Linked DNA regions of Homo sapiens: region 1 is linked to region 2. A link is an interaction called in ENCODE POLR2A ChIA-PET data of the cell type or tissue named here. Cell type or tissue: PC-9. All regions are shown on one strand. Each heading gives the region's core, and the rest is flanking DNA. Links, peaks and the distances in the headings are about the cores only. Region 1 holds the start of LOC124902603 (a long non-coding RNA gene). Region 2 holds the start of GATD1 (glutamine amidotransferase class 1 domain containing 1).

Evidence for each region. Peaks named below come from ENCODE experiments on the same cell type or tissue, not always from the same donor. Only the 100,000 strongest peaks of a DNase experiment are listed, where the experiment ranks them.
Region 1: POLR2A ChIA-PET joins it to region 2 with 14 read pairs; 8 of 35 experiments call an interaction of 5 or more read pairs at or near these places.

The regions. Positions count from the first base shown.
Region 1 is chr11:646,568-661,879 of GRCh38, reverse strand. It overlaps DEAF1 (DEAF1 transcription factor), which reads left to right. Exons shown (of 12, transcript NM_021008.4): 11 at 7,829-7,918. LOC124902603 (a long non-coding RNA gene) reads right to left here and starts at 6,857. Exons shown (of 2, transcript XR_007062543.1): 1 at 6,313-6,857; 2 at 2,776-4,906. In PC-9, for the core only: no CTCF peak of the experiment used is centred there; no DNase peak of the experiment used is centred there.
Region 2 is chr11:771,465-779,723 of GRCh38, reverse strand. GATD1 (glutamine amidotransferase class 1 domain containing 1) reads left to right here and starts at 2,237. Exons shown (of 8, transcript NM_182612.4): 1 at 2,237-2,325; 2 at 4,582-4,658; 3 at 5,611-5,716; 4 at 6,095-6,202; 5 at 7,203-7,297. The coding sequence starts at 2,262. It overlaps LOC124900301, which reads right to left and starts at 2,146. Exons shown (of 2, transcript XM_047427954.1): 1 at 2,029-2,146; 2 at 1-1,607. It overlaps GATD1-DT (GATD1 divergent transcript), which reads right to left and starts at 2,146. Exons shown (of 2, transcript NR_126343.1): 1 at 2,029-2,146. RefSeq lists silencers at 1,737-1,836, 1,887-2,596, 2,607-2,816. In PC-9, for the core only: no CTCF peak of the experiment used is centred there; DNase peaks (open chromatin) are centred at 2,203 and 4,403; H3K4me3 peaks cover 3,505 bases; H3K27ac peaks cover 276 bases.

The DNA of each region.
Region 1 (15,312 bases), core at 6,456-14,455, 120 kb after region 2:
AAAGTCAGGGTTTGAGAGGCAGACACTGCTGTCTCTGAATGGAAAGGTCCACGTGTGGGAATGAGGAAGCCTTGCTCATGAGCACCCTGACAGAGCACCCATGCCTCCAGCAGTGGGAGGGCAGGCGTGACGCTGCCGATTCCACATTGTATCTGGAATGTTTGTTTTGGAGATGGAGTTTCGCTCTTGTTGCCCAGGCTGGAGTGCAGTGGTGCGATCTCAGCTCACTGCAACCTGTGCCTCCCAGGTTCAAGCGATTCTTCTGCCTCAGCCTCCCGAGTAGCTGGGGTTACAGGCGCTTGCCACCACGCCTGGCTAATTTTTGTATTTTTAGTAGACGCGGTATTTCACCATGTTGGCCAGGCTGGTGTTGAACCCCTGACCTCCGGTGATCCACCTGTCTCGGCCTTCCAAAGTGCTGGGATTACAGGCATGAGCCTCGGTGCCTGGCCTTTTATCTGGAATTTAAAAAAAAAAAAAATCAAATGTAGCCCAGCTGAAGCTATTAAGGGGATTGTTGCCAGCTTTAACCATGGGAAATCTGCATTCGTGTGTATGTAATGAGCTCTGCAGAGATTCAACAAGGCAGAAAAGCAGATGCCCTTGGCTGTCAAGGGCACAGTGTCCAGTGGAAGCCAGCCGAGTGGCTGCAGGGTCTTGGACTCACTGCCCTGGCCCCGGCTTGTTGTTGGCCATGCTGCCCTGAGCGCAAACCCCATTCCTCTAGCCTGTCCCCGTTTCTAGTAGCTCGCTCTCAGGCTTTCTCCAGTCTCCCTAACTTCCTTTTAAAGTGTTAAATATAGTACAGCACAGAAGGGTATGAAAGGGAGAAGAATACGTAAGTTGGACAGTAACAATGTCCTTGACTCCTAGGAAGCTCAGAAATAGGTCTGTGCTGTGCCTGGATGGTGCCTCCGTGCCTGGGGATCTGGAAGGGTGGAGACAGACCCCAGAGCAGCCGCTTCCCTGCGGGGGCCTCTCCCAACACCGTAAGGCCGCGGGTGCCTCAAGCAGCGCCGAGAGGGGCTTGTGTTTCAGTGACATTTCCTTGAAGTCCAGGTATGGGGTTTCTGTAAATGAAGGCTTTTGCCTGCCTTGTTCTCCAGTGTCAGCCTAACACTCACGTGAGCCAAATAGGCCCGGCCAGACCCAAGACAGCTCAGTCACCTGTTCCGCATCAAACATCAGATTCCAGAGCCGGACTGGACCAACGTCCTGCCGTGGCCCAGTGAGCGAGGGTTGCTGGCGTCTTTGGGATACTCGGGAGCAGCCCGCCATCCCCGTGTCCCCAGGGAACTCTTCAGAGCACCCCCCAGCAGCGTGGAAGCCCCCGGAAATGCAGGCTTGGAGTCCCCCGAGGGAGCCAGGGGTGTTGTGGTGGGAGGGGCGGCCAGGTGCCCGGGACGGGGTGAGGCGGCGCCGGCGGGGCAGCCTGGGAAAAGCACAGAGGTGGCTTTGCAGTCCCACTTCAGGGGGACCCTGCCTGACCTGGGATGAGGTGTGTGGGCTTTCTGGGGCAGGGGCGGGGACAGGTTGTAAATCTGAATTTGTCTGATGCTTCCTCAGAGATCTGTATCATGGTCATTTCATAGAAACGGCAAACTCTGTCCCAGCTCAAAAAGATGCTATTAGACTAATCCTTTGATCTCTTTACGTGTGCGGCTCAGCTTTCAGATAAACCTGCTTGATGTTTTGAGGGTTTTCTCTTATTTCCGTTGCTTCCTCGAGGGAGAGTAATCCAGTCTAATTTGCATTTCTCTTACTTTTAAGCTGAGCTGCTGCGCCCTCACGGGACACAGTCATGGGGAGCCCTCTGCCCCATGGTGGGCATTGGTGAAGCCACAGTGGTCCCGGGGGCAGACCTCAAGGGTGCACAGCAGCAGCCCCTTGGGCCCTGCCTGCCCAAGCCCCACCTGGCCCCACCTGCCCTGTGTTGGGGACTTTGTATTTCAGCCTCCATGCAGGGTGACGCTGGGACTCCCCAGCTTCCGGTTCACGGCTTCAGGGTCCAGCAGGTTCTCCTGAAGCCCCATCTACCGCTGGCTTCCTGCTCACTCTCCCCTCTCCCGCTCTGTCTCTCCAGAGGAGGCCGGGCCTGTGGAATTAGGCGGCTGCTTCACCTGAACTCACTGCAGTGCCGGGAAAGGAGCCTCTGGAACTAGACCCAGGAGCGGATCTGCAAAGGCTACTCAGGGTTCTCCCAGCGGCTCTGAACCCCGAGGCCAACTCGCCCTCCAATCACCTGGCCCCTGAAGCAGGCGGAGGCCCCTGTGCACAGTGGGCCTGTGGCCCCATTTGGTTCAGGAGTGATGGTGACACGGAGTTGGCTCCATCGAGGCTCCTGGCAGCATTACATCCTCTAAGAATAAGTCATAAAGAAAGCACTCCTTGTAAGATACACGATCCACCAGGCTGCCTCCAACCACAGCCTCATCTCCATCCGGGGTGTGTCTAGGTTTTCTTTTTTATTATTATTTTTTATCATTTGAGACATGTTCTCCCTCTGTCACCCAGGCTGGAGTGCACTGGTGTGACCTCAGCTCACTGCAACCTCCACCTCCCAGGCTCAAGCAATCCTCCCACCTCAGCCTCTCTGGTAGCTAAGAGGTGCATGCCACCATGCCCAGCTAATTTTTTTTTTTTTTTTTTTTGTAGAGACAGGGTTTTGCCATGTCACCTAGGCTGGCCTTAAACTCTTGGGCTCAAGCGATGCTCCCGCCTCGGCCTCCCAAAGTGCTGGGATTACAGGTGTAGCCACCATGCCTGGCCAGTATCTAGGTTTTCAAGTTAGACTTAGTTTTATTTGCAGAAAGAATAATGAATACATTATTAACTTATTCTTTGATAGTTAGAAATTAATAGGCATTTTATATGTGATCTTATGGTCTTACTCTTGGTTGGCTGTTTCTGAAGGAGTGGCTTTGTTATCTGTAATTTGTCTAATTTAAAAATCAATTATAATGAAACCAGCATATGTGATTCACAAGGCTTTTTTCCACCTGGACCAGAGTACACCAGCTATTGCATTGCCAAAAGTAGGTGTGTTCCTGTTGTGTGATGTGCAGATGGGGGGCCCCTGCAGCAGGGAAGGCAGGCCAGGAAACCCCTTCGCAGTCTCTGCTGAGGGGCTGGACCCGCTGCTTGGGCGGGACTCCCCGCAGGGTGCTCTGCTGCAGTCTCCTCCTCTGCCCGCCTGCGGCCCAGAGAACTCTGAATGCTAATGGCAATGCCAGCTGCTTGGCAGCATGAGCTTCTTGGGGCGCCTGGGCAGGCCTGGGCACTTCTGCCCTTTGTGCCATCCGCAGTCCTGTGATTTCCTGACAGTTTCCTGAAAGCGCAGAATGGGACTTGTCGATGTCCTTGGCTGCGGAAACGCGGTGTCTTGTCCTAACCTTCTGCAACGCACACACACCTCTTCCGCAGTAATGAATGGTTTTTTGTTTTTGTTTTTGAGACAGAGTCTAGCTCTGTCACCCAGGCTGGAGTGCAGTGGCGCGTTCTCGGCTCACTGCAAGCTCCACCTCCTGGGTTCATGCCATTCTCCTGCCTTAGCCTCGCGAGTAGCCGGGAGTACAGGCACCCGCCAACACGCCTGGCTAATTTTTTTGTATTTTTAGTAGAGACAGGGTTTCACCGTGTTAGCCAGGATGGTCTCGATCTCCTGACCTCGTGATCCGCCTGCCTCAGCCTCCCAAAGTGCTGGGATTACAGGCGTGAGCCACCGTGCCCGGCTAATGAATGGTTATTTTAAAAAATAAACGTATTTCGGGATAATTTTAGGTTTACAGAAAAGTTGCAAAGTGAGCGCAGAGGGTCCCTTCTGCCACTCCGCAGCCTCCCCTCTGTAACTTCAAAGCCCACAGGGCATGGCTGTTGTAGCTGAGAAACCGTCGCTGGGTGTCCCTGTGAACTCCGGACTTTGAATTTCACTATCAATGTCCTGTTTCTGCTCTAGGACCTTGTCCCCGCTGCCACCTGTGGGAGACAGCCTCCCGTGCACCATTTGCCCAGCACCCTCAGGCCTGTGACGGTCTCTCAGTCTTTCCTTGTCTTCCATGCCCTGCAGTTCTGAGAGGGCCTGGCCAGGCAGTTTGTCCAGGTGCCCCGATCCAGGCTTGTCTTGTGCTTTCTCGTGGGGGTGGACGACAGGTTTCAGGGAGGGGTGCTGCCGCCTGTCTCACCCCACTGTGGCGTCCCTGACATCCAAGTGACATTACAGACAGCTCTGACCTTCCTCACCAGAGTCAGGTGTCTGTAGGTGTCTCCTTGGTGACAGGACTGCTTCTCCCTTTGCACATTTAGTCAGGCAGCAAGTCCACGGCCGTGGGGGGGCTTCTCCTAGACGGGAGGATCTGGAATAGCTTGGACTTGTATTTATTTATTTGATCATTTGTTTGTATCCGGATGGGCTCATTTTATATGTGTTTTAAACTCTGAGCTAGAAGGCAACACTACTTTCTTGTGAAGCACACCATCTGTCCTTGGCCCTAGGGAGCTCCTGCCGTCGGCTCCTGGGTCCCCTGATGCACCCCTTTCAACAGACTTTTCATTTTGGGGTACGTCCTGACTTCCTGGCACTGCAGGGTGCTCCAGCCTCCTCTTGCATTCCCTGCCCTGGCCCGGGAATCAGCCCCTTCTCCAAGGAGCCCCGGGTCCTTTTATTGGCAAGTCTTAAGAGAGTGAGGCCTGGGTGCCAGGCAGGGAGCCCCAGGTCCTTTTATTGGGAAGTCTTAGAGAGTGAGGCCTGGGTGCCAGGTGGGTGCCAGGTGGGTCCGGTGCTGCTGGGATGTTGTCACGTGGAGGCCCTCAGCTGCAGAGCAGGGACGAGGGTGTCACCTGTTCAGCTGCAGAGCAGGGATGAGGGTGTCACCTGTGTGTATGAACATCTCCGCAGCCACTTCTGTATCTGTGAAGAGAACATGAGTTCATGCTACTGCCTCTGACTCTAATTCAGACCCCAAAGCTCCTTCTAACCTTCCTAGAACGTTATTTTTCAGTTTAAAAAAAAAAAAAAGTTTTGCAAAGGGCATACCGCGAAAGGCCCAAGTGGTTGAAAGTCCCAGCTGAGGCTGAAGAGGCGCCTGCGAGGCAACAGGACAGGCTTCCCGTTCAGTTCAGGGGTGCTGTCCTCCAGGAACTATGCTGGGGGGCAAGTACAGGACGTCCTGGTGTGTGGTGCACAGGGACTGCTGGACACGGAGACCCGTGCCCTTCTCAGCGTGGGGGCCGCTCCCCGGGACAGTGACCACGCTCCCGCCAGCCTCCCACCCCACCTGACCTCTGTCTGTGAGGGGCTGGACCAGGGTCCTGCCTGGCCCGGCCATCCACAGAGCAACCCAGAATGTTAATAAAGCCTGCAGAAGCTGTGTTCTCCTTCGAGAAGCTTCTCTGTGGTTACAGACTTTTTAAGAAATATTTTGTCGGCTGGGCTTGGTGGCTCATGCCTGTAATCCCAGCATTTTGGGAGGCCAAGGCAGGCGGATCACCTGAGGTCAGGAGTTTCCGAGACCAGCCTGGCCAACAGGGCAAAACCCCGTCTCTACTAAAAATACAAAAATTAGCCAGGCATGGTGGCAAGCGCCTATAATCCCAGCTACTTGAGAGGCTAAGGTGGAAGCATTGCTCGAATCTGGAAGGTGGTGGTTGCAATGAGCTGAGATCGTGCCACTGCACTCCAGGCTGGGCGACAGAGCGAGACTCCATCTCAAAAAAAAAAAAAAAGTTTGTCATTTAAAGTAGAGGCACAGGCCAGGCGCGGTGGCTCATGCCTGTAATCCCAGCACTTTGGGGGGCCGACTCAGGTGGATCATTTGAGGTCAGGAGCTCGAGACCAGCCTGACCAATATGGTGAAACCCCATCTGTACTAAAAATACAAAAAAATTAGCCAGGCGTGGTGGTCCGTGCCTGTAGTCCCAGCTGTGGGGAGGCTGAGGCACAAGAATCACTTAAACCCAGGAGGTGGAGGTTGCAGTGAGCCGAGATTGCGCCACTACACTCCAGCCTGGGCGACAGAGTGAGACTCCATCTCAAAAAAATAATAATAATAATAAATAAATAAAGTAGAGGCAGGGGGCAACCTAAATTAGCACCAAAATTCCTCCTAATGCTCCTGTTTTCTGAAGTGAGTGACTGAATGTCGGAGCTCTGAATGTCTTACAACTGGAAAAATGTTAAAGATCACGTTTGCGAAGGAGGGAGGCAAGCATCAGAACAGAACCTCGGAGCAGGTCTGCACGCGTGCAGGGGCCGTGGGGCCGCGCTGGAGTCGTTTCCTGTGCTGCTCTGTGCTGCTCACAGACGCTGCCACTCACCCACTGGCCACGGCCCCTCCCGCAGCTGCGGATGATCTGGGCGCATAGCGGGCGTGCAGGTCGCGGCGCCAAGGCCTCTCCTAGGCCCAGTGGTCTTCTCCGTCTCAGAGAGCATTGACGGCGGAGCTCACAACTGTCAAGCACCTTAGTCATGCCGCAAACATTAATCATTGACAGCATGTTGACCTATGCGCTGATTAAAAAGAAAAGCTCCAATAATGTAATTCCAGGAGAAAGTACACAAACCTCTGGTGGCATCTTTTCAATCCACCACAGAAACCAGCTCAGGTGGGGCCGTGGGGGTGTTGGCTGGGGCACCGCCGCAGCAGTTTGGGACACATGCCTGCCACGGTGCGCCCAGGCTGATGCCCACAGCCCTGCTCAGGAGTGTTGGGAGCGGTGGACTCCTGAGTTTGATTTTCTGTGCTGGCCTGGCTGGAGTGAAGCTCCTTGGAGTTTGGAGAAAGATTTCCATGCTGATTTCCCTTTGTTTTTGTTTGTTTGTTTGTTTGTTTGTTTTGGAGACAGTCTTGCTCTGTCGCCCAGGCTGGAGTGCAATGGTACAATCTCGGGGTTTCACCGTGTTAGCCAGGATGGTCTCGATCTCCTAACTTCGTGATCCGCCCACCTCAGCCTCCTAAAGTGCTGGGATTACAGGCATGAGCCACTGCATCCGGCCCTGATTTCCCTTTTTTTTTGAGATGGGAGTCTCGCTCTGTCACCCAGGCTGGAGTGCAGTAGTGCAATCTCGGTTCACTGCAACCTCCGCCTCCTGGGTGCAAGCTATTCTCCCACCTCAGCCTCCCAGGTAGCTGGGATTACAGGTGGCCACCACCACACCCAGCTAATTTTTGTATTTTTAGTAGAGACTGGGTTTCGCAACGTTGCCTGTGCTGAACTCCTGACCTCAGGTGATCCACCCGCCTCGGCTGCCCAAAGTCCTGGGATTACAGGTATGAGCCGCTGCTCCCGGCCCATACTGGTCTTCCAGTGAATGAATGTAGGGGGCAAACTGCACTGAGGCCAGGAAAGAGCTGATTCTGGAGGTGACAAGAACGTTCTGAGCAGCACTGGGGCAGAGGCGCAGTCAAGAGTCCAATGGGAGCTGGGCGCAGTGGCTCACGCCTGTAATCCCAGCACTTTGGGAGGCCGAGGCAGGTGGATCACGAGGTCAGAGGTTCAAGACCAGCCTGACCAACATGGTGAAACCCTGTCTCTACTAAAAATACACAAATTAGCTGGGCGTGGTGTCAGGCACCTATCATCCCAGACTCAGGAGGCTGAGACAGGAGAATTGCTTGAACCCAGGAGGCGGAAGTTGCAGTGAGCTGAGATCGCACCACGGCACTCCAGCCTGGGCGACAGAGTGAGACTCCATCTCAAAAAAAAAAAAAAAAAAAAAGGGGGTCCAATGGGGGGAACTTGGGGCCTCCTGCCTGCACCTGCCTCTGTCCCCGGTGTCTCAGGGGCTCTCCACGGCCACGTCACTGACTGGCCTGTTGTGTCCTTCTTGCAGCAGTCCTGCGTTAACTGCGGCCGGGAGGCTATGAGCGAGTGCACCGGCTGCCACAAGGTCAACTACTGCTCCACCTTCTGCCAACGCAAGGTAGGTCTCACCTACACCAGGCTCAGTGCCCCCGCCTCCTCCCTCGCTACGAAGACCCCTGGGTGGCCCTCCCTCCCCTTGTGCTCCTGGTGCCACACCTGACTCCCCTCCCTGTCCCTCCCTCTGGGAATCCGGGGCTCCTGCCTGGCTCCGTGAAGACCCTGCAGAAGGCTCACATGTGACATGGCCAGGTAGTGCTCTCATGTGAGGCCCCACAGTTGGTGGCCGGAAACCCTGAGGGCTGCTGGTCAGTGCTTCCCAGCCCTCCACACCCCTGCACAGCCACGCAAGAGAGACTGTCCACAGTTCCATTATTGAGCCCTCCACACCCCTGCAGAGCCACGTGAGAGAGACTGTCCACAGTTCCTCTATTATTCAGCCCTCCACACCCCTGCAGAGCCACGCAAGAGAGACTGTCCACAGTTCCTCTATTATTGAGCCCTCCACACCCCTGCAGAGCCACGCGAGAGAGACTGTCCACAGTTCTTCTATTATTGAGCCCTCCACACCCCTGCAGAGCCACGCGAGAGAGACTGTCCACAGTTCCTCTATTATTGAGCCCTCCACACCCCTGCAGAGCCACGCGAGAGAGAGCGTCCACAGTTCCTCTATTATTGAGCCCTCCACACCCCTGCAGAGCCACGCGAGAGAGAGACTGTCCACAGTTCCTCTATTATTGAGCCCTCCACACCCCTGCAGAGCCACGCGAGAGACAGCGTCCACAGTTCCTCTATTATTCAGCCCTCCGCTCCACAGAAATTCAAGAGAAATTTTGTAGGCTACAAACGGTAGTTCAGGATTGTATAACTTTGTCTACCATAATCAGAGTACTCGGGAGCATTTAGTCACTCTTTTTTTTTTTTTTTTTTTTTTTTTTTGAGACAGAGTCTCATTCTGTCACCCAGGCTGGAGTGCAGTGGTGCGATCTTGGCTCGCTGCAACCTCTGCCTCCCGGGTTCAAGCGATTCTCCTGCCTCAGCCTCCCGAGTAGCTGGGATTACAGGCATGCGCCACCATACCTGGCTAATTTTTGTATTTTTAGTAGAGACGGGGTCTCACCACGTTGGGCAAGCTGGTCTCGAACTCCTGACCTCAGGTGATCCACCCACCTTGGCCTCCCAAAGTGCTGGGATTTAGAGGTGTGAGCTACTGTTCCCAGCAGCTTTACTAATCTTTTTGATGGTTTTTTTTTCTCATATTTATGAGAGATGCTGGTCTATATTTTGTCCTGTGATGTCTTTGTTTCATGTTGGTGTCAGAGCAACACTGGCCTTTCAGATCAATTGGGAAGTGTGCCCTTCTGCCCTCCTTCTCTATTTTCTTTTTGAGACAGTTTTGCTCTGTAGCCCAGGCTGGAGTGCAGTGGCAAGATCTCGGCTCACTGCAACCTCTGCCTCCCGGGTTCAAGTGATTCTCCTACCTCAGCCTCCCGAGTAGCTGGGATTACAGGCATGCACCTCCACCCCCGGCTAATTTTTATGTTTTTAGTAGAGACAGGGTTTCACCATGTTGCCCAGGCTGGTCTCAAACTTCTGGCCTCAAGTGATCTGCCTGCCTCGGCCTCCCAAATTGCTGGGATTGCAAGTGTGAGCCACGGCACCCAGCCTGTGTTTCATCTTTATTCAGTTCGAATATTTTATGCAGTTGAAAATATTTGCCGTGTGATTTTTTTCTGTGACCTATGAGTTATTTGGAAGTGTGTGCTGGATTCAGGAGTAGATCTAAAAAAGAAGTATGCTAATTTCAAATATTTCTGGATTTCTTAAATGTACCTTTATAATTAATTTCTACTTTAATTACATTGTGGTTCAAGAACATACTTAGTGTTTTTCAGTACCTTTAAATTTATTGAGATTTGTGTTAGGGCCTAGCGTATGGTCTTATCATGGAGAGTGTTGCTTGTATATTCTGCTCTGTTGGGTGGAGTATTAGATATCAGTTAGGTTGGTTGATAGTATTGTTCAACTCTTTCATATTCTCACTGATTTTCTCTATTTGTTCTACCCCTTATTTAGAGTGAAGTGTTGAACTCTCCAGCTATTACTGTTGAATTATCTGGTTTTTGTTTTTGTTTTTGAGACGGAGTCTCGCTCTGTCGCCCAGGCTGGAGTGTAGTGGCGCCATCTCAGCTCACCGCAAGCTCCGCCTCCCAGGTTCACGCCATTCTCCTGCCTCAGCCTCCCGAGTAGCTGGGACCACAGGCACCCGCCACCACGCCCGGCTGATTTTTTGTATTTTTAGTAGAGACAGGGTTTCACTGTGTTAGCCAGGATGGTCTCGATCTCCTGACCTTGTGATCTGCCCTCCTCAGTCTCCTTTCAAAGTGCTGGGATTACAGGCGTGAGCCACCGTGCCCAGCTGAATTATCTGTTTTTATCTGCCATTATGCCTGTTTTTGCTTCATTTATTTTGGGTCTCTGTTGTTAGGTGCATGTATGTTTAGTTTATAATTATCATTCCTGATGAATTAGCTCTTTTATCATTATAAAACATCCTTCTTTGTCTCAATAAGTTTTTTATTTTTTATTTAATTTTTTTTTTTTTTTTCTTACAGAGATGGAGTCTTACTATGTTGACCAGCCTGGTCTCCATCTCCTGGCTTCGGGCGATCCTCCCATGTCAGCCTCCCAAAGTGCTAGGATTATAGGCATGAGGCACTACACCAGCCAACAGAAGTTTTTATATTAAAATTTACTTTTTCTAGCTGGGCACAGTGGCTCACGCCTGTCATCCCAGCACTTTGGGAGGCTGAGGCAGGTGGATCACCGGTCGGGAGTTTGAGACCAGCTTGGCTAACATGGTAAGACCCCATCTCTACTAAAAACACAAAAATTAGCCAGGCGTGGTGGCGCGTGCCTGTAATCCCAGCTACTAGCGGGGCTGAGGCAGGAGGATTGCTTGAACCTGGGAGGCGGAGGTTGCAGTAAGCCAAGATCACTCCACTGCACTCTAGTCTGGGCAACAGAGCGAGACTCCATCTCAAAAAAAAAAAATTACCTTTTCTGATAGTAGCATAGACACTCCACCTGTCTTATGGTGAATGTTTGCATCTTTTACTTTTGAGACAGAGTCTCACTCTGTCACCCAGACTGGAGCGCAGTGGCATGATCTTGACTCACGGCAGCCTCTACAGATACACGCCCCACGCCCAGCTAATTCTTTGTATTTTTAGTTGAGACGGGGTTTCGCCATTTTGCCCAGGCTGGTCTCGACCCCTTGGACTCAAGTGTTCCACCCCCGCTTGGCCTCCCAAAGTGCTGGGATGACAGGCATGAGTCACTGCGCCCAGCCTGCATCTTTTTAAAAAAAACCTTTTTGGCTGGGTGCAGTGGCCCACACCAGTCATCCCAACACTTTGGGAGGCCAAGAGGGGAGGATCTCTTGAGCCCAGGGCCAGCCTGGCCAACAAAGCGAGACCCTGTTTCTATTTTTTAATTAAATAAACATATAAATAAACAAACATCTTGTTACTTCTAATTTTGTGTCCTTGGCTCTTAAGCATTCCCTTAGAGACAGAATGTGGTTGGATCTTAGGTTTTAATCTAGTCTGATAGTCTCTGCCTTTTTTTTTTTTTTTTTTTTTTTTTTGAGACGGACTGTCACTCTGTCCCCCAGGCTGGAATGCAGTGGCTCCATCTCCACTCACTGCAACCTCCATCTCCTGGGTTCAAGTGATTCTCATAGCTCAGCCTCCCAAGTAGCTGGGATTACAGGCTCCTGCCACCACACTCAGCTAATTTTTGTATTTTTAATAGAGACGGGTTTCACCATGTTGGCCAGGCTGGTCTCAAACTCCTGACCTCAAGAGATTCACCCGCCTCAGCCTCCCAAAGTGGTGGGATTACAGGTGTGAACCACCACACTAGTCTCTGCCTTTTGATTGGAGTGTTTAATCTACTTTTTTGTTTTGTTTTTGTTTTTGTTTTTGTTTTTGTTTTTTAGACAATCTCACTCTGTCGCCAGGCTGGAGTGCAATGGCACGATCTCAGCCCACTGCAACCTCAACGTCCCGGGTTCAAGTGATTTCCCTTCCTCAGCCTCCTGAGTAGCTGGGATTATAGGCATGAGCCACCACGTCCAACTAATTTTTGTGTTTTTAGTAGAGATGGGGTTTCTCCGTGTTGGCAAGGCTGGTCTCGAACTCCTGACCTCAGGTGATCCACTCGCCTCAGCCTCCCAAAGTTCTAAGATTACAGGTGTGAGCCACCGCACTGGAACTCGGCCTGTTTTGTTTTTTGAATTGAGACAGAGTATCACTTTGTTGCCCAGGCTGGAGTGCACTGGCGTAATCTCGGCTCACTGCAGCCTCCACCTCCTGGGTTTAAGGGATTCTCGTGCCTCATTCTCCCGAGTAACTGGGACTGCAGGAGTGTGCCATCAGACCCGGCTAATTTTTGTACTTTTAGTAGACACAGGGTTTCACCATGTTGGTCAGGCTGGTCTTGAGCTCCTGACCTCAAGTGATCCGCCCGCCTCGGCCTCCCAAACTGCTGGGATTATAGGTGTGAGCCACCACACCCAGCTGTTTTGTTTTTTTTTTTAAGTGGGGTCTCTCTCTGTCACCCAGGCCAGAGTGCAGTGGCACAATCTCAGCTCAGTGCAACCTCCGCTTCCCGGGTTCAAGCAATACTCCTCCTTCAGCCTCCCAAGTAACTGGGATTACAGGCACCCGCCACCATGCCCGTTTTTGTTGTTGTTGTTGTGTGTGTGTGTGATGGAGTCTCGCACGGTTGCCCAGGCTAGAGTGCAGTGGCGCAATCTCGGCTCACTGCAGCCTCTGCCTCCCGGGTTCAAGCGATTCTCCTGCCTCAGCCTCCCAAGTAGTTGGGATTACAGGCATGCACCACCATGCCAGGCTAATTTTTGTATTTTTCGTAGAGAGAGGGTTTTGCCATGTTGGCCAGGCTGGTCTTGAACTCCTGGGCTCAAGTAACCCTCCCACCTTGGCCTCCCAAAGTGCTGGGATTATAGGCATGAGCCACTGCGCAAAACCTAATCTCATGTTTAATGTAATTATCAATGTGAGTGGATTTGTGTTTATATTTGCAGTTTATGTTTCATGTTTTGCTCCTCTGTTCTTTCACTGCCTTCTTTTCTGTTAAATGTGTATTTTCTAGTTGTGTTTTCTAGTGTACCACTTCAATTCTTTTGTTGAACATTTTTAAACAGTATCTTTAAAGTTGTTATTTTCTTACTGCTATAGGTATTACAATATACATTTTAATTTATCTCAGTTTCAGTAGGAGGATAGAATTTCCTCAAGCAGGGAAAGTGTACTGCAGAGGCTGAGTGTATACATTCCTGGCAAACACTATTTGGGCCCCAATATAAGCACTTACTGAGCTCCTTTCACCTACAGAACGAACACATCCCGTTCTTTTAAAAGCTGCCTTCCAGCCGGACCTCCAGCCCAGGACACCCTGTCCTCAAGCCTCCCTCAGATCCTGTTCTTTAAAAAGCTGCCTTCAGCTGGGCACGGTGGCTCACGCCTGTAATCCCAGCACTTTGGGAGGCCGAGGCGGGCGGATCACGAGGTCAGGAGATCGAGACCATCCTGGCTAACATGGTGAAACCCCGTCTCTACTAAAAATACAAAAAAATTAGCTTGGCGTGGTGGTGGGCGCCTGTAGTCCCAGGTACTCGGGAGGCTGAGGCAGGAGAATGGCATGAACCCGGGAGGCGGAGCTTGCAGTGAGCCGAGATCGTGCCACAGCACTCCAGCCTGGGAGACAAAGGGAGACTCCGTCTCAAAAAAAAAAAAAAAAGGCAGTGATAATTTTAAAAATTAATTGTAGAGGACTTGGTATGTACACAAAAGTATACACGAGTTTATGCATGTTATGAAGCCCCAACAGGAATCCCCTGCTCCCAGCACCGCCTGGGTCAAGTCCACCCACCTGCTCCCAGCACCGCCTGGGTCAAGTCCACCCACCTGCTCCCAGCACCGCCTGGGTCAAGTCCACCCACCTGCTCCCAGCACCGCCTGGGTCAAGTCCACCCACCTGCTCCCAGCACCGCCTGGGTCAAGTCCACCCACCTGCTCCCAGCACCGCCTGGGTCAAGTCCACCCACCTGCTCCCAGCACCGCCTGGGTCAAGTCCACCCACCTGCTCCCAGCACCGCCTGGGTCAAGTCCACCCACCTGCTCCCAGCACTGCCTGGATTGAGTCACCTACGTGCTGTGGTGGCAACACTTTTCTTTTAATCCTTAACTTTGGAAAATGTGAGACGTGCACATGAGTTGGATCGCCCAGGAGAGGCCCGTCGCCCTCACCTGTATCAGCTGCTTTAGCGCCTGCCCTCCTGGCTTGTCCCCCTCTCTCTTTGGGCTGAGGGCTGAGCATTTTAAAGCAAGCCCCACGCATCATTATTTTCATTTGTGAGGCCTGGATCACTGTAAGTCAGATTTGGATTGTGTTTTAATTGGATTTTTAGTCACTGTTTTTATTTCATTACTTATTTTTGGTTTTTATTTGTTCGTTTGTTTTTGGTTTTGTTTCTGTTTTTGAGACAGGGTCTGGCTCTGTCACCCAGGCTGGAGTGCAGCGGCGCGATCTTGGCTCACTGCAACCTCCACTTCCCAGGTTCAAGCGATTCTCCTGCCTCAGCCTCCCTAGTAGCTGGGGATTACAGGCACCCGCCACCACGTCCGGCTAATTTTTGTATTTTTAGCAGAGACGGGGTTTCACCATGTTGTTCAGGCTGGTCTTGAACTCCTGACCTCATGATCTGCCTGCCTTGGCCTCCCAAAGTGCTGAGATTACTGGCATGAGCCACCGTACCCAGCCTATTTTAGGTTTTCTATAGACAGGGTCTCGCTTTGTCACCCAGGCTGCAGTCCAGTGGTGCCATCACGGCTCACTACAGCCTTGATCTCCTGGCTCAAGTGATCCTCCTGCCTCTGTCTCCCAAGTAGCTTGGACCACAGGCATGAGCCACCACACCCAGCTAATTTTAAAACATTTTTTTTTTTTTATAGAGATAGGGTTTTGCTATGTTGCTCAGGCTGGTCTCCAACCCCTGACCTCAAGTGACCTCAACCTCCCGAAGTCATTGTTTTTACAGTCTGTGATGTTGGCTTTTCTCATTTATTTGTATCAGGCACTTTCATTGTTAGCTTCTTGTGAATTTAACCATTTTTTTCCGTTTTTCAAAAACTGAAACGCTAACTTCTAATTCTGGCTTTTCAGATAATGATTTTTTTTTCAAAAGTGTTTTAGCATTATACTGTAAGAAGCATCACATTGATGTTTAAGATGGAAAAATTTGCTTTAAAAAAGAACTGAGTAGTTCTGATTTTAAAAGTCAACCCTGGGCCTTTGCCTCTTTGCTGGAAGAACCTGATGGAAGCTTCTGTAGCTCAGAGTCAACACTGATGTGCGCCCTCTCTCCCT
Region 2 (8,259 bases), core at 260-8,259:
CCTGCCTCCTGGCTGGCTGCTGCCCTTGGGCTGATGCTATGGCTTGCTGGTGGGGCCCTGGCTGGCCACCCTGACTCCGAATGCCATGAGGGACATGCACTTTCCCAGGATTGGCTGTGCCGGGAACCAGCGATGCCCACACACAGACATGACACCTTGGACTACGGTGGGGACCCAAGGGTACACTAGGGGGCACACCACCTGTGGACACAGGTGCACACACACGCATTAGACTTGCCGCCAGCGTGAGGGCCAAGCCTGGCTTCCAGCTTCCTCCTCCATACTGCTGTTCTAACTTGGGGGAGGGGAAGAGGAATGGGGAGGGGGCTGCTGCAGACTCAGCCCTGCACCTGTGGCTGGTCCAGCTCAGCTCCATCAGGGACACCTTGGGGCCAGTGCAGGTGGGGCTGGGCAAGCAGGTAGACCTGCTCCAACCTGCCCCTCCTGCTCCCGGGTTTGAGGCCCACAGTGTGTGTCTGTGGGGGACAAGATCCTGTGCAGATCCAGAAAGCTCTCCAAGCGGCTAGGCCCAGCCTGTGGTGTGACCGCAGGCCTGCGAGGCTTCAGACACCTCCATCCACTAACACCCCCACCCACCTAACACTGGACACTCACTCAGCTCCGTCCTCTGCTCCCTAACCCAACTCTCGGCCTTGCCTGTACCAGGAGCTCCCAGCTCCCACTTCCCCTGTGGTGGGAGGGCTCTGTGTCAGGTGAGGCAGGGTGCACTGCTTGTCTGACGGGGGTCAGGGACCCTTCTCCAGGCTGGGCCAGGGGGAGCCAGAGGCCAGTGGCTTTTTTTTTTTTTTGAGAAGGAGTCTCAATCTGTCGCCCAGGCTGGAGTGCAGTGGCGCAATCTTGGTTCATTGCAACCTCTGCCCCCGCTGGGTTCACGTGATTCTCCCGCCTCAGCCTCCCAAGTAGCTTGGATGACAGGTGCTGCCACTGCTAATTTTTGTATTTTTCTTAGTAGAGACGGGGTTTCACCATCTTGGCCAGGCTGGTCTTGAACTCCTGACCTCGTGATCCACCCGCCTGGGCCTCCCAAAGTGTTGGGATAACAAGCGTGAGCCACCGCGCCCGGCGGAGGCCAGTGGTTTTCAGGGGGTGTGACCCACAGAATTCCTCACCTTGGCTGTTCCCAACCATGACGGTTCCCCTGGTTGGAGCAGAGGCTTGGTGGGACCTTCATACTGGCAGCAGGGGGCCAGGGACCTGGGCGGCCCGCTCGCCTGCTGGCTCTGTCTCAAGCGCCCTTTTGGCCTCAAAGGGTGCCTGCCTGTCTGCCAACCACTCCACGTGGTCTCACCCCCTCCAACTACAGTCTAAGGAAAAACTGCTTCAGGCCAGGCGCGGTGGCTCACGCCTGTAGTCCTCGCACTTTGGGAGGCCAAGGCAGGCAGATCGCTTTAGATCAGGAGTTCGAGACCAGCTTGGACAACACAGTGAGACCCCCTCTCTACCCAAAACACAAAAAAATTAGCTGGGCGTGGTGGAGTGTGCACCTGGGGTCCCGGTTGCTCAACAGGCTGAGGTGGGAGGATCGCTTGAACACGGTAGGCAGACGCTGTAGTGAGCCGAGATCACGCCACTGCACTCCAGAGGCCCTGTCTCAAAAAAAAAAAAAAAAAAAGAAAAACTGCTTCAATTCTCCTCACCAAAGCCAGCACGCCCGAGGTGTCCCCATCTCAGGAAGTGACACTCCGTCCTCCCAGGAGCTCAGCCCGACGCCCCACAACCCTGCAGGCCTCCCCGCGACGCCCCCGTCCTGGGCCGGCGGAGCCCACCCCGCCTCCTGGACCCCGCCGTCCCCCTCCTAGTCTCCGGGGACACCCGGAGCTTCTGACCCCGCAGCCCCCCGGTCTCCCCTGCTCCTCGGGTGTGGCCACCGGAACACCACGGGCACCTTCGCGCCCCGACACCGCCGCCTGGCTCTGCTGATGCCCGCGCCCCCACCCCAGGCCAAGAGCCCTACCCCGCGCGCGCTCAGACTGCGCATGCGGCCGGGGAGGACCCTCGCGACCCTACCTATTGGCCCCTGCCAGGCTCGGATGCCGAACCCGCCGGGGCCAAAGCAGGCGCGACCTGCGACCGCCCGGGCGCGCGGAGCGGCGGGCAGCCCAGCCGACCCGGACCGGGTACGAACGCGCAGGCGCCCAGTCCCACCCGGCTCCGCCCCCGGCCGCCAGGGCACGTGACCCGCGAACTCCCGGGCGCGCCCAGACGCCGCGCACGCGCAGACCCAGCGCCGAGCCCGAGCCATGGCGTCCGAGCGGCTCCCTAACAGGCCCGCCTGTCTGCTCGTGGCCAGCGGCGCCGCCGAAGGTGAGGCCCGGCGGCCGGGGCCAGTGTCCGAAGAGCGTCCGCGAGGGGGCTGCCCGGGGCGGGAGGTTCGGGACACGGTGGGCGCGCGTCACGTGGCGCCGGAGGCCGAGGCCGCTGGGGGCGCCGGGCAGGGGCCGGGGGAGGGCGGAGCGGGGTCGGTGTCGGGATGGAGCTCGGGGCGGGGACGGGGGCGGGGGTGGGGTCGCGGGTTGGTGGGATGGAGCTCGGGGCGGGGTCGGGGGGTCGTGATGGATCCCGGCGCCGCGTCGCTCCTCCGAGTCTCGTCTGCCCGGCGAGGCGGCCCGGGCCCGACGTTTCTAGCGGAGGGAGCCGCGTGCCTGGGCCTGGTCTCTGAGGCCGCTGCGCTGCGAGAGGGGAGCCCGGGTGTGGGGAGGGGCCATTCCGGGAGTTGACCCAGCTCTGAGGTCGGGCGGCCGCGGGGACCCTGACCTTCTGAGCCACCGGCTTCTGAGGAGACCCGGAGCCCCCTCCTGGAGAAGGCGCCCCGCGGCCCCCGTCCTGGGGCAAGGGTACCAGGGCAGTACTGGCCTGGGGCTCACGCGGGTCGGAGCGCAGCGGGGTGCGTCCCCTGGCGCTGAGCCTGCAGGGTCTCAGGGCAGCAGGGGAGGGATGAGCAGCGGAGCACGAGGGTGCCTGGCCTTGTTCTGAGCCTTTTGGAGAGGGAAGTGAGCAGCCCAAGGTCACCGCACCACGGAGAGGTGGGGGCCGGGGTTGCGACCCAGGGGTCTGCCTCTTGAAGTCTGTAGCTCCTCAAGTGTGGACGGGGAGATGGGGCTGTGGGGTTGTGGCGTCACGATGTGCTGAGCTCCAGGGGTCCTGAGTGATGCCCCCAGACTGCGGGTGGGAGGAGCCTCGAGTGGGGTTCAGTCCTGGGGGGGTGGGTTGGGGCTTGTTTCCAGAGCAGGTAGGCGTGAGGAGGTCCGGCATGTTGAGGACGTGGGGTCTTAGCGCCAGCAGGCTGGGGGCAGCACTTCAGGAGGCCGGAAGGGCGGGCAGCTGGGGGAACAGAGCCTGCGGCAGTCTACTGGGCACTTTGTTTTTCCTCGATAAGTGGACATTTTACAGTGAATATGTATTAACTTATATAAGAATGAAGAGTCTGGGCGCAGTGGCTCACGCCTGTAATCCCAGCACTTTGGGAGGCTGAGGCGGGCGGATCACGAGGTCAAGAGATCGAGACCATTCTGGCTAAAACAGTGAAACTCCGTCTCTACTAAAAGTACAAAAATTAGCTGGGCGTGGTGGCACCCTCCTGTAGTCCCAGCTACTCGGGAGGCTGAGGCAGGAGAATTGCTTGAGCCTGGAAGGTGGAGGTTGCAGTGAGCCGAGATCGCACCACTGCACTCCAGCCTGGCGACAGACCGAGACTCCGTCTCAAAAAAAAAAAAAAAAAAAAAAAAAGAATGAAGATAAAAATGAAGCTGAGGGATTGGGCCCCAGAGTTAAAATAAATGTAGAGAGATACAGCTCACGCTACTTTGGAATAAACTTGTAAGTGCTCTCCGGCAGGCAGGGTGGGCGGGGCTGTGTCCTTCCCCTGGTAGGACAGAGGCCCCCAGAGCCTTCTGGATTGGGTGTGGTGTGTTGAGTTTCTTTTTTAAAAGTTTTTTGAGGGGCCGAAGGATGCTAGGAAGAGCTGGCGGGGGAGGGGTATAATCCCAGAACCCTTGTGAGGAAAGGGTCCCTCTGAGCGGCTTCCCTGGAAGGGGTGAGGGGGGGCCAGGACACTTCTGCGTTCTCCATGGTGCCTGAGGGCCTGAGTCCCTGGTGGTTCAGTGAGAGGATGAGCTGAACTCTGTGACCCTCACACCCGGGTTTGCCTTTCAGAAAGGTCTCTCGTGGCTCTGTTAGCACTAGGATGAGGCTGGGGTGTGGGAGTGGCATGGACAGTTGAGGTGGGCTGCATCCTCTCCCAGCTTCTGGCTGAGGCTGGAGGTGACAGTGCCAGGCTGGGGAAAGAGCCCGCCATGGGGGATGCAGGCCCGGGGATGGCCTACCGTTCTGGCAGACCTGGCTGTGCCCCTCTGACTCATGCCTTCCCAGCTTCCTTCTCCTGGACGTGAATGGGTGGCTGGCCCTGCCCCAGGGCTTCAAGTAGTCGTTCTTGGGTGTAGGGGAGAGGGCTGCTCCTCAGCGTGTTCTGGGGTCAGTCGAGGCCATGGGGGTGTCTGGGTAGCCCCCTGAGGCGGGGCACGCTAGTCCTGTCGAGCCCACACTCACTGGGACCTTCTGCAGGTGTGTCGGCCCAGTCCTTCCTCCACTGTTTCACGATGGCCAGCACCGCCTTCAACCTGCAGGTGGCCACCCCTGGGGTAAGTCCAGCCTCTCCTTCCCCACTGGACACTTGGGGTCTGTCTCCACCTCTCCGGGGGCAAGGTCAGGAGACTGCCGCCGCGGCCTGGGAGGAGTGGGGAGCCCCTGCAGTTGGTGGAGGGGTGAAGAGTCTGTAACCAAACCCTGGTGGCGTCCCCCTGTCCCAGTCCCCATTTCCTGGGCTCTGATCCCCCATCTGTGATGAGGGAGACCTTTTCTTTTCCTTTTTTTTTTGAGATGGAGTTTCGCTCTTGTTGCCCAGGCTGGAGTGCGGTGGTGCGATCTCGGCTCACCACAACCTCCGCCTCCCGGGTTCAAGCAGTCCTCCTGCCTCAGCCTCCCGAGTAGCTGGGATTACAGGCATGCGCCACCACGCCCAGCTCATTTTGTATTTTTAGTAGAGATGGGTTTTCACCGTGTTGGCCAGGATGGTCTCGAACTCCCAACCTCAGGTGACCCACCCGCCTCGGCCTCCCAAAGTGCTGGGATTATAGGCGTGAGCCTCTGCACCCAGCCCAAGGGAGACCTTTTTGCTGTGGGTCTGTGCTTCTGCACGTGTGTGAGGAGGAGACCAAGGCGCAGCCCTGGTGTGAGGGGCACATGTTTCCACTGGGAGGAATTCTCCACCCTCTGATCGTGGGGGACCCAGGGATATCAGATGTACATAAGTCATAGTAAGGATGCATTATGTATTTGTCACTGCGGGTTTTTGTTTATTTATTATGTATAAAAATTTTTGGTTGGTGGGTTGGCTAGGAAATAAACCACTGAGGCTGCTGCTGGGACAGGCTCCCCGACCCTGGGAGATCCCGTGAAGGAGGCTGGGTGGTCGGGGGCCTTTGTGCCTCAGGGGGATGCTGTTGGGTCCCTTGTCAGCTTTTTCAGGCTCCCTCTGAGCCGACAGGGATATCCCTGGTGCTGACCCTCGGCCCCTGGGCTCTGCTTCTCCAGGGGAAAGCCATGGAATTTGTGGATGTGACTGAGAGCAATGCACGCTGGGTGCAAGACTTCCGCCTCAAGGCTTACGCCAGCCCCGCCAAGCTCGAGTCCATCGATGGTAGGCCCGGGACCCACTCCTTGGGGGTGGGGTGCCTGGGACCTTGGAGGGTCAAGGGTTCCAGATAGGTTTGGGGTCTTAGTGAGCTCCCTAGCTCAGCCCCTGAAGCCCTGTGACCATTTGGGGCAGCCTCCAGCCCCACATCCTGGGCCCCAGAGTTTCTGAGCCCCTCTGGGGAGGAGAGTTGGTGAGTGTGTGGAGACAGGAAAGTCAGGGGGGCCCTTGGGAGCTGTAGCCCATGGAGGAAAAGGGACAGATGACATCACCAGGCTGGCTGGTCCCTGTGGAGGGTCTGTCCTGGCCACGCACTCGGGCCTGGTCCTGCAGGTAGTCTCACTTTGACATGTGGCTGCTACCTGGTTTGTGGTCTCCCCCCAGGTGCCCGGTACCATGCCCTCCTGATCCCCAGCTGTCCTGGGGCCCTGACCGACCTGGCCAGCAGTGGCTCCCTGGCCCGTATCCTGCAGCACTTCCACTCTGAGAGCAGTAGGTGACCCCTGGGACCCAGGGGAGGGGTTGGATGTGCAGTGTCACAAGAAATGGGTCTCCCACCAGCAGAAGAGAGGTGGGAAGACTCCAGGTAGGCGTTTCTGGATCTCTGGTCAGTGGCCACTGCAGTGGTTGTGGGCAGGAGGCAGGGACTGCCCCTTCCCCCGACACACACAGACTTTGTCGTCTCCTGGTGACCATCTTGCAGGCCTCTGGGTGGGCTCCCGAGGGTGGGTGGCCATGCCCTCCTGAGCAAGGCAGGACACCGGCCTGATTCCTTCTGGGAAAGCCTGGCATCCAGGGCTGGGCTTGGGGCTCAAGGCCAGCAGGGGTGCAGGGAGGAAGGCTGTTTGAGGAGACCTGGCAGCTGCCCCGGCTCCGGGTTGGGCTGTGATGAGTGTGTCCACTGGCCGGGGTGGACAAGCCAGCGCTCTACACAGCACCCTTTGTGTGTTGGAGTGGGGCCGCCGTCCCCAGCATGGCCTGGACAGGCAGCAATTGTTTGTGGCCACCTCAGCCGTGGGAACACACTCAGCCTTTCGGATGGAGCCAGGATGTCCCCACTGCAAGGCACAGGCATTGCCTCAGGCTACCTCCCACCTGCCCAGGGGCGTCCTGTCTAGCCGGGGAGGGGCCTTTCCCACAGTGCCTGCCAGGCTATGCAGTGGGGCTGCCGGGCAGCGTCCTAGGGTTTGGTAAACAGACCTGGAACCTCAGGACCTCCTCTCTGCGTGTGTCTCGGCTGCCAAAACCTGAGATTTGGGCTCTAAACCAGAGCCTAGTCCTGAAGCACCAGCTCCCCCGAGCAGATTCCTGATGCCAGCTGTGCGGGCTGAGCCAGGACACCCGGGTGCTGAGTCCAGTTTCCAGGGAAACCTGGGAGGAGGGGCCAGGCAGGCGGCACAAGCCTGGGGGAGCCACAAGCAGGGGCATCTGGGAGGGGCTTCAGGGTGCGGGTGGCGGGGTCCAGGGCCTCAACGCCATGTACGGCTTTCAGAACCCATCTGCGCCGTCGGCCACGGTGTCGCCGCCCTGTGCTGTGCCACCAACGAGGACAGATCCTGGGTGTTCGACAGCTACAGCCTGACAGGGGTGAGTGTCTGGAGGCCGAGGCACGCTGTGCTCCCTGCTCTGTCCTCCCCCATCACAGCCAGAGGTGAGGTCGGAGGCTCCAGGGTGAGTGCCTGGAGGCCGAGGCACGCTGTGCTCCCTGCTCTGTCCTCCCCCATCACAGCCAGAGGTGAGGTCGGAGGCTCCAGGGTGAGTGCCTGGAGGCCGAGGCAGGCTGTGCTCCCTGCTCTGTCCTCCCCCATCACAGCCAGAGGTGAGGTCGGAGGCTCCCGAACCTCTGGCCCCTAGTCTCCCGGAAGCCCAGGCCCACTCACCAGGGGACGTGGGGAGGGAGGGGCATCAGACTTGCGTGTGCAGTCAGGAGGGGCTGAGAGCCCAGCCAGGGTGTCCTCGGAGACACAGCCTTTGTCAATCTGAGGCCCAAAGGCTGTGAAGTGGGCTCTGTGGACACTGGGGGCGGCTGTGGGAGTGGCTGATCCACAGGCCCTGAGGCAGGGAGAGGTGGCTGCTGTGCGGAGGCTGGTTTCACTGGAAGTTAAACAGGCCTGGCCCCCAGCTCAGATGTCACTTCCCCTGCTGAGGGGACCCTTCCTCAGTGGGTACTCAGTGGTGCCCTCCGAGGGGTGACACCAACCCAGTCTCAGGTTACAAGTGGGCGTGACCCCTTGAGTGAGTGGTTAGATTCACTCCTGCCCAGAGGGTGCCCCGCCCCAGCACTCTGCCCAAGGGGCTCACCCCACCAAGCCCTTCTCATTCTAGTCACCTGTGTGCTCCGGTGCTGGGGGAGCTGGCCCGTCCTCCTGTAGTGGCCGTGTCGCTCTCAGGGACACCCCATGGGAAGATGGCTAGACTTTGTCATCTCTCCGCCCTCCAGCCTTAGCAGCTGTCCCTGTTATGAGCAGTGACACCCCCGGTCCCACTTGGTTGGGTGAGGCTCCCTGCCCTGACTTGACCTTCCTGACCCCTGGGGTGGGCCGCAGGGC